Regions from separate parts of the Homo sapiens genome. Here region 1 is linked to region 2. A link is a contact called in ENCODE Hi-C or POLR2A ChIA-PET data. All regions are on one chromosome and are shown on one strand. The core of a region is the stretch at or near the end of the contact, and the rest is flanking DNA. Distances in the headings are between cores, read along the strand shown. Region 1 overlaps FNDC3B (fibronectin type III domain containing 3B). Region 2 overlaps FNDC3B (fibronectin type III domain containing 3B).

Region 1 (4,959 bases), core at 691-3,190, 33 kb before region 2:
GAAAGTCAATCTCCTTTGTAATGGTGATAAAAGGGGTAATTTGTAGTTATAAAATTATTGGACGAGGTGCAATCTGACATTTGTTTCTGCAATAGTAATATAAAGGGGTCTGTTGTATAGGTTACTAGTATACATTTGCATATGAATTATTTAAACTAAACTGCTTTTGAGCACCTTGAAGGACTCACAAAATTACTTCCTACTACTAAGTGGTCACATACTAATTATAAATCATTCCTGTCTATTTATTAAATGTAGATTCCAATTCAAAAGCAGTTCAATAACTGCTATAAAAGGGTCTGTTGTACAGGTTACTAGTGTAAGTCTGCATATGAATTATTTAAACTAAACTGCTTTTGAGCACCTTGAAGGACTCATAAAATTACTTCCTACTTGTAAATGGTCACATACTGATTAGAAATCACTCGTCTATTTATTAAATGTAGATTCCAACTTGAAAGCAGTTGTTCTATATGTGTGTGTATAAGGAAATTATAAAACCGCATTGTCCTGTAGCTATTTGATACGTAATCCATAGCTTGCTTTCTCCTTGCACCTTCTCTCCTGTTCATCCCAATATTTTAATACTGTTCTGTAAAATTTTCCATTTTTTTCTGATATTTTATTATTATGCAAATGATAGTACTTGGATCAGAAACACCATTTATTCTCATAGTTACTAAATTGTTTCTTTCATGTTCAAAAATATTTCCTTGTACATTGGTAGCTTCTAAATTTGCTCTGGCCTTTGGATTGAACTATGTGGGAGGCCTACTGATCTAATTAAAGAGTACACTAAGGAAATATTACCACACAAATACTGGCTTCACTTCTAAAGGATCATCATGAGAAACACCACCACAAAGGAAAATAAATGAAAAAGGAAAAGGTTAAAGAAAAAGGATACTGAAATCTAAGAATTTCACAGTCATCTGTTTTTATGATTCCTGAAGTGCTAAGAGCCGCCTATCTGCTCCCAGATGCACTACTGTTTATCTTTCAAGGGATTGCTTCTTACAGGGGAAGTGTTCCTCGCAGGTCAGTTTACTCGCTTCTGGAACCGACAAATCAATTGTTCCAACAAGCTAAACATTCGCGGATGGAAACAATGCAGAACCACAATTCCAGGTTACATTATTTATATCCTGAAAATAAACAGCCCACCAGTCTATGGGAGACTACATCTAGCACCACCACCAGAGAAGGTCAGACCACATTAGGCTCGAGATGGCTGGCTAATTCCTAAGCCACTCAGAATAATATCAGGCTTATTGCTCTGTCATGGTGGAGGCTATACCAGTGAAGTCCCCATAGCACCTAACTGTTCCAGTCCCAAGATAAATACCTAGTATACTTGTATACCATTTTAATAAAATTTAAATGAAACTAAGTATTTGGACCTTTGCAGTAGCTGGGTCTCTGAAGAGTAAAAGACTTGCTCAATTCAGGGTGCCCAAAGTCCTAGAAAGATGACTGGAATCCACAAGTTCTGCACCTAAATAAAATCATCTGCAAAACCTCAAAGCAAAATATATGCCTTTTATTTAGAGGTGCTACCAGTTGTGGCTGAAAGGAACACAAAATTAAATAATCCTTTTTACAACTGTGCTCCCAACTTTGCATGGCTCTGCTTCTTTCCCTGTCAGATGGCCTGATACCTCTTCCTTCCCATGTAAGAGCACAGAAGTTTCACTTTTGCTTAGTGATACGCTACAAACTATAAATACTGCATTCCAAGTATATAATTTACTTCTCATATAGTCCCAGGTAGTATTTCTTATCCTACCTTTCAAAGATGAGGAAACTGAGGCACAAAGAAATGATGTAACTTACCCAAGGTCACAAAGACAGGTAACAGCCAATGCAAGTCCCAACCCAGAGTGCCAGATTGCAAAGCACAGGCCTTCCCTCTAGTGGCTGCTGCCTTACACGCTGGCGGAGGCACATCCTGAGGCTGGTCAGACTTCCGGCGTTTGTGCCCCCGGCCAGAACCCAGCTACAGCCACACAGTTATTCAGCAAAGATCTATTAAGGGGTCACTATGTCCCAAGGACAGTGCTAGGTATTAGGAGCGAAAAGTTAAATAACACACAATCACAAACAAGAACTTCAGAGAGAAAAGTGGTACGAAGAGGAAAGACAGAAACTGCATAAACAACTAATTGGGCTGGAAAGAAACAGTGGACTGTCTCAGGCAATAACATTTATGAGGATCAGAAGGGGAGTGTGGTAGGTCCCCAAAGAGGTCCACATCCTAGTCCTTGGAACCTATGAATACCTTATATGGCAAAAGGGACTTTGAAGGTGTGACCAAGTTAAGGCTCTCGTGAAGGGGAGACTTAACCTGGATTATCTGGCTGGGCCCAGTAAAATCACGGGGGTCCTTATAAGTGAAAGAGGGAGGCAGGACAGTGAGAGACAGGCATGTGAGAATGGAAGCAGAAGCTGGGGGAATATGGCTGCTGACTTTGCAGACAAAGCCAAGGGATGCAGGCTGCCTTTAGAAACTGGAAAAGGCAAGAAAACAGATTTTGTCCCAAAGCCTCTAGAAAGAAATATAGCCCTGCCAACACCTTGATTACAGCCTAGCCAGAGACATTTTGGACTTTCTGGCCTCTAGACCTTTATGACAATAAATTTGTACTGTTTTACGCCATTCAATTTGTGGTAAATCATTACAGCAGCAATAGGAAACATATAGGTGGAGAGAAAGAGAAGTTGTTTTAGTCATGTGCAAAAGCAGGAGGCACGAACAAGCATGGCACTCTTCATACAAACTCCCCTTGTCTGATATGCCTTCAGCCCAGGCAACCTGGATACACTTACACTGCCATCCAGAGAACCAGACATGCAGGGTGGTTAGCACCAACCACCACCCACATGTTGGCAAAGCAACTGTGTCCAGAGACGCCCACTTCCTATCAGGTGATTTTCATCAAACTGCTTAAAAGGTAGGGTGTAGTATTTTGGCAAGTTCAAGCCTCACTGTTAAAAAGGGCATGAGATATAAATGCGGATCTACAGATCTTTCATGACTCTGGAGTGTGTAACTACTTGAGGCTTTGTTTCTACTCACCTCCAGAAAGTTTCTCAACGTGCCTTTTCCAAACCTAGAAAGATAATGTGCTGCTTATGCTACAGAATTAACAACTCCAGCTTTATAGGACTAAGGAAACTCTTCAGCTATACTGACTACGTCTGTGCCCATCTAAGCCACGCTGATATGGAAATGTTATCTTTTGACTGAATTTCTCATTCAAAGTCCACTTCAAAGGTTTGGAGGAGGGTAATGAGACAGGATAGAGTCCAGTTAAGCTGGCTGGCCCTGCAGACAGGCTGTTACCTTGTGGCATTTACCTGAGTGAATTCGCCAGGTCCAGGCCCCTGCCCAGTGACTCAGACAATCTAGCCGGTATTCCAGAGTCAGACTTGAATGTCAAACTATAAGACTTATGGAATCAGATATATACAATCAGACTGCCAGTTAATTGATTCATAATGAGAAACAGAAGTATCTGGTAGATTAGATAGCACTGTCAACCTGCCTCACATACTTTCTCTCTGTTGGCAACAAGGAAGTCAAATTCTCAAAAGGCTACTAAGTGAGCACCAAATGAAAACAAGGGGAGTTATCTACATGATTCAGGGGCCTAAAGGCACTAGGCTCTGAGAAGCCAATTCTCTGCGATGGGTACAGAACGGCCTGGCCAGACTGTCATGGATAGAGCTAACATCTGTGTGCTTCTGTAGCCAAGCAATGCTTGTTTCCAAATGATACAGGCAAAAGTTCTCAGATGACGCTCTTACCCTATTATATTTTACAACACAGCTACTTACAAAAAGCCTATTACCCTGCCCTAAAACCTCAAAAGATTAAATGCCTAAGAAATACTGCATCAAGAAAAAGGACCAATGAATCTAAATATGGCTTTTGTCTTGCTAGAGCCATCTCACCCACAAGAAACAGAGATTCTGTCACTTCTTCAGCAGAGCAGTGACTAGGAATATCTGAGGAACAGCACTGTGTGCATAAACATGATTAAGAAGCGACTATGGAGTTCTGAAACTACATTTGGGGCCATGAGTGAACCCGCTGCTCTGCCCTCTCTCTCTGACTCCTCTGTTTTCCTTACAGATTTTTCTTCTTTCTACTATGCTACAAACATAAGCTTTTTCCATAATTCTGCCCTCACACCTTTTCTGATCTCTCCCTTATACTGCACCCCCGTCTGCAAAGCTATCATCCAATCCTACAACATGAAGTATCATTGCTATGCATGTGATCTCCCTGTCTTGTATCTTGTTCCTCCTCGCTCCTCAGCATCGGCCTACCAGACATTTGCGACCGCCCGCTGTATCTATCTTTCCAGAGTCCCTGACAGTGAAACAAACTCAGCATGTCCAAGAATGGCACTGAAGATACAAAAAGGACAAAGCTGTGAACCTGTCCTAGAGAAACCACAGACCGGGAAAGACACAGAAACAAGTAGATGCAGTACAATATATTAAATACAGTAGCAGAAGTCCATGAAGGGCACAGCAAAGCTGGGGGTAGAGCCTCCCACTTGATGGGCATGGACAGCAATCAGGAAGGCATCTTAGAGGAAGCAATTCCTGAGAGGAGGCATCCAAACCCGAAAGCCCAGTTATCCTTGACATTTGATATCTATTCTAACAGGTTATAGTGCCGTATTCTATCTCTGGAATGGCTCTTGTATCTGTCCCCTGCTGCCTGCCACACAGATGTCACCACCCTAATTTTGACTCCCATAGCCTTTCACCAGGACTACAGTAGCAGATTCTAACACTGCTCTTCCCTGCATCTATCTTCTTCTCACTCCAACTCATCCACCAACTGTTTGATCATTCTGAAAATGCAGCCCTGATTACATAACTTCTTTGCTCAAAAACCCCCAGTGGCAGCCTGCTCCTCACCAGAGTAAGTACAGACTCCCTGCA
Region 2 (4,720 bases), core at 1,188-3,687:
TTACAAGAGAAAGAGGAAATCTGCCACTTGTGAAGTGCAAAAGCCCTACTAAATATCCTACTTTAATCAGAAAACAGAAAAGCACAAGCATTATCTGTTACAGGGAGCCAAGACCAAAGAGATTCCAAAAGAAAATCTGTCTTGACTCCCAACATTCCAGACCTTATTAACATTAAGCACGTCATTCCAGACAAAGGAAACCACTGTCAGCCCTGCGCAGGTGGATGCTGCTATGCCCTCCCAGAGCCCAAGCCATTCAGCAAAAGGATAGACTCCAAGGACCCAAAAATATCCACAGTCTCAGACCCCCAGAGGGAAAAAACGCCATCCCAAACCTTGGTGCGCTGTGACTTCTCATTATGAATAATTACTGTTATTGTGAATACACTTTCTTGCTGCTTTGGGGGAAGTAAAGCTGTAGTCTGATTCTGGTTTCTGAGCAATGATCACAAAATATAAGAATAGTAAGAGAAAAAATGCCAGGGAGGACCACCTGAGAAAGAATTAGAATACAAAGAACCGGTAATAAGGAACACTGCTGGAGTCAGAAAGCAATCTGCGAACTCTGAAAGACAAATGCACAAGAATAATGCCCTCATCACTGGCTTTCGGTATCATAACCAGAACCTGTGAGTCTATGTCGTGGAATGTGATCTAAAATGCAACTGAGTCTTTGGATTGTTAACAATTCCAAAGGTCAAATGCCAAGAGTATGCTGTACGTTCATTTTCTTCCGTATTTGGAATTCTTGCCACTTTGTCCCAATTTTTCCCATATGGCAGTATGACTTCTAGAAGAGTTCACATAAGCTGCTACCTATATGTTAGTCACACAAAAGGAACTCTTCCATCACTAGTATATATTTATCATGATACAGATAGTACAAGGAACATACTTCAACTTAAACCAAGTGTTCCAACTGAATGCCTCCCACCCGCCGCTTTCCCACCCCTGCCATTTAAAATCTTGGTTAAAAATTGCTTGGCACTCAAAGAGCCAGCAGTTCTCAAATGCTACTGTGGCTTATTATTACCTGGAGTGCCTGATGAAACATAGATTGGTGGGCCCCACCTACACAGCCTGTATTCAGTAGGTCTGGGGCAGGTCATAAGGGTACATGTCTCACAAGCTTCTAGATGGTACTGATACTGCTGGTCTGAGCCCATGAGTAGCCAGGACCCAGGTGAGGGCTGGATCCCTGGGAAAGCCTTGTGGAGGGTGACAAGGACCCAGGTCCTCCACTCAAACCACTGGAGTTCTAGTGCTGTCTGCTTTCAGAGTGCGTGTGTGTGTGTGTGTGTGTGTGTGTGTGTGTGTGTGTGTATGAATGCGTGTGATGTGGTAGGGGTGAAGGGATACTGTATTTAAAACTGGTAATCCACACAAGATTGCCTGAAAAGAGAGGCAATGTGCTCATTGATAAGATTTTGAAAATCACTGACTGTAACTCACCTGTTCATTTTACTGAAAGGGAAACCACGGCTTAGTGAAATGACATGTTCTATGTCACACAGTCCAGAACGCCGATTATTTAAAATCTTACAATTCCATTCTGTTTTTAAAATGTAAAAGTCATATATGAAAAAGACATCCTCACTCTTAGGGTAAGCCCCAGGAACAAAGTGAAAGTCAACAATGTCAACTGCACACAGCAAATTTTTATACATAAAAAAGTGTTTGGAGGCCAGGCGCAGTGGCTCACACCTGTAATCCCAGCACTTTGGAAGGCTGAAGTGGGTGGATCACCTGAGGTCAGGAGTTCAAGACCAGCCTGGCCATCATGGCGAAACCCCATCTCCACTAAAAATACAAAAATTAGCCAGGCATGGTGGCAGGTGCCTGTAATCCCAGGAGAATTGCTTATAACCTGGGAGGTGGAGGTCTCAGTGAGCCGAAATTGCGCCACCGCACTCCAGCCTGGGCGACAGAGCCAGATTCTGTCTCAAAAAAAAAAAAAAGTTTGGAAATTGTGACTTTACACTCTTGATTTCCTCTCCCTTCACCATCTGCCCACATATACACACAAACACACACACATACATATTATTGAGACTACTTAGGTCTTTTAAAATTAAACAGTGGATCCTCATCAAAGCTTTTGTTTTTTACTCTAAATTCACCTAATTATTTCTATAACAATATTAGCAGATAACCTAACTGCTTTCTGAGGGGCTATAACTGGCTGAAAATTGAAGGATTTCAGTTAGAAAACTGGATCCTGACTCACTGTATCCCACTCAATAACTTCCTTAAAATATTGTGTGCTTTGGTTTTTTTATCAAGAATAAAATGGAAGAAATGAAGCTTCCTTCTCACTCAATGAAGAGCAACAGAAACTTCTTTAGCTTCTGCAGTGAAAGGCAATGTGACTATTTTAACTGGGTTTTGGCCACAGAACAGGCTCAAGGCCCAGCTCTTGCATAATACTCCGTACACAAGAACAAATTTTTCCATTCCTGTCCTTGAACATCTGTGGACTGGATGCCCAAGCACTGTTCTAAAATGAAATGCTGGGAGAGGAAGAGAAAAGGAAGGCAAAAACTCTTGAAATATTTTCCCTTAACTTATCTGCCATCATAATATGTTGGAGAGACAGGCAGGCTTCACAGAGGAGGTGATAACTGAGCTGGCTCTTGAAGGCCTGAGTTGGAGTTTGCTAGGCAGAGGAACTGGAAGGACAGGCCAAAAAAGGGGAATGAGGCATATTCACAAAATGGGGCAGAACACCGCATGTCTGGTGGGGAAATGTGAAGGGCCACAAGAGGTGAGTATGTGTCATATCATGCAGTTTAGACTTTATTCTCTAGACAGTGGGGAGCACCACAAAGGTTCTCAAGGAAGGAATTAAAATGTTGAGATCTATTTAACTGTAGTCACAAGAGAGGATGCACTGGAGAGGAAAATGAATAATCACACATCTTAAACCATAAGGTGGCCCTTCTGGGCAGTCTCTTAAGGTTCAGAGGGAGCAAAGAAAATCCTAAGAAACGTATGAGGAGACACCAGGGACCATGAGAAAGGAAGTCCCAAGAGGCTGTGCACCAGAGTTCTTTCTCACTCAGAGCTGGAAGTGCCCTAGGACGAGGTGACGAGGAGATGTGTGAGATCTGGTACCAATTCCACCAGAGAGGACCCCAAGGTATCTGTACGTTTCTACCCAGTGGCAACCTTTCTTAAAAGAGCCTGGAAGTGTCCAGGCACAGTGGCTCACGCCTGTAATCCCAACACTTTGGGAGGCTGAGGCCAGGAGTTGGAGACCAGGAGTCAAGGCCAGCCTGGCCAACATGGCAAAACCCCGCCTTTACTAAGAATACAAAAAAATTTGCCAGACGCAGTGGCTCACGCTTGTCATCCCAGCACTTTGGGAGGCCGAGGTGGGTGAATCACCTGAGGTCAGGAGTTCAAAACAAGCCTGGCCAACATGGTGAAACGCCATCTCTACTAAAAATGCAAAAAGTTAGCCAAGCATGGTGGTGTGCGCCTGTAATCCTAGCTACTCGGGAGGCTGAGGCAGAAGAATCGCTTGAACCTGGGAGGCAGAGGTTGCAGTGAGCTGAGGTCACGCCATTGCACTCCGGCCTGGGCAACAAGAGTGAAATTCCGTCTCAAAAGAAAAAAAAGAGCCTGGAAGCAACTTTCAGAGACAGTGGTCCAGGAATGCAGGGTTTAGCTTTCAAAATATAAGACGGGTTTAAGCAAAGGAAGCCACTTCTGGCTTAAAGAAGAAATGTAGGGAGCTGGGGTGAGGGGAATGGAGCATGAAGGGAAGGGAAAAGGCTGCCAGATGGAGAGTAGAGAGATGCCTACTTTGAGAGGCAGCTATCTCAGATGAGAGGTGATCCTATAATAACAGGAGTCCTAAAGATGAGAGAGACAAGAATATTCAAGTCATAAGGGTTACCATTATATTAAAGTGTTAAGAACTAAAGCAAGGGTATTTTTAATATTTAATAATGGAAATTAAAATGCCCATTTTACAAAGTGAACATGGAAATTCAGGGAAAACTAAAAGGAAATAGTAAGTAACAAAGCCCAATTCTAAGCCAAGTACTATATGTCTAATACTAAAGCCCCAACTGTTCTCGGCTCACATCACACCATTAGCTCCAAGGGAGTGCAAGAAGACAGAGATCCCATATTTCTCAGAGTGTACTATGGGCCTCTGTCATGCCTGTTTTCCTGAAGGTAACAGTAAATGAAAGGGGAGGCTAGCCACAGAGCAGTTTCCTTGAGCAATGCAACACTTTGTTCCAGGAAAAGGAAATGGTACAATAGCTTTGTGTGTTCAAAAAGAAGGCTTACTCTGGAAAACAAGGCAATTAAGAAAACAGGACTCATTTAACAATATATACTGAGTACCTACTATGTGTCAGGTACTAGAAGGAGGGAGAGAATGATGAATAAAACAGATACAGTCCCTATTCCATACTGTGTACAACTTGGTTAACCATCCTTATTACTATGATAGTATAATAATTTTCTATCTTGGCTGATTATACATTATCCCCAATGGAGGTTTGATTAAAAAAAAAAACATGAAGTCAAAAGTGGTATGAAGATTCTGATTTAGTAGGTCTAAAATGGAGTCCATGAATCTCTATTGCTTTAAAGTTTCTGAAGCATAGTTAACTGAGTGAACTAGACCTCAAGAGAGAAATTAAGGTATCCGCATCTTTTTAATACATGTATTTATATTAACATGAGTTGTTTGCTTCTTTTA

What was found. A loop is a pair of places that touch in the nucleus more often than their neighbours do. ChIA-PET counts read pairs that join two places held with the same protein, here RNA polymerase II (POLR2A).
Region 1: a map of Right ventricle myocardium inferior shows a loop between it and region 2 (2.2-fold over the local background). The contact joins two enhancer-like sites. A Hi-C loop is called at or near these places in 2 of 168 maps with a recorded cell type or tissue (Right ventricle myocardium inferior and cardiac septum). POLR2A ChIA-PET finds 5 or more read pairs at or near these places in 4 of 52 experiments (A549, MCF 10A, activated CD4-positive, alpha-beta T cell and 1 more).

Annotation. Positions count from the first base shown.
Region 1 is chr3:172,286,740-172,291,698 of GRCh38, reverse strand. The region is part of intron 7 of FNDC3B (fibronectin type III domain containing 3B); the gene reads right to left. Among named protein-coding and RNA genes, the nearest start is that of GHSR, 160 kb to the left of the region's middle. RefSeq lists an enhancer at 1,826-2,120. Within about 2 kb of position 1,940, at least 9 of the 41 ENCODE cell types and tissues checked have a DNase peak (open chromatin) inside an H3K27ac peak, as active enhancers do.
Region 2 is chr3:172,254,173-172,258,892 of GRCh38, reverse strand. The region is part of intron 6 of FNDC3B (fibronectin type III domain containing 3B); the gene reads right to left. Among named protein-coding and RNA genes, the nearest start is that of GHSR, 190 kb to the left of the region's middle. RefSeq lists a silencer at 2,590-2,785. Within about 2 kb of position 2,437, at least 13 of the 41 ENCODE cell types and tissues checked have a DNase peak (open chromatin) inside an H3K27ac peak, as active enhancers do.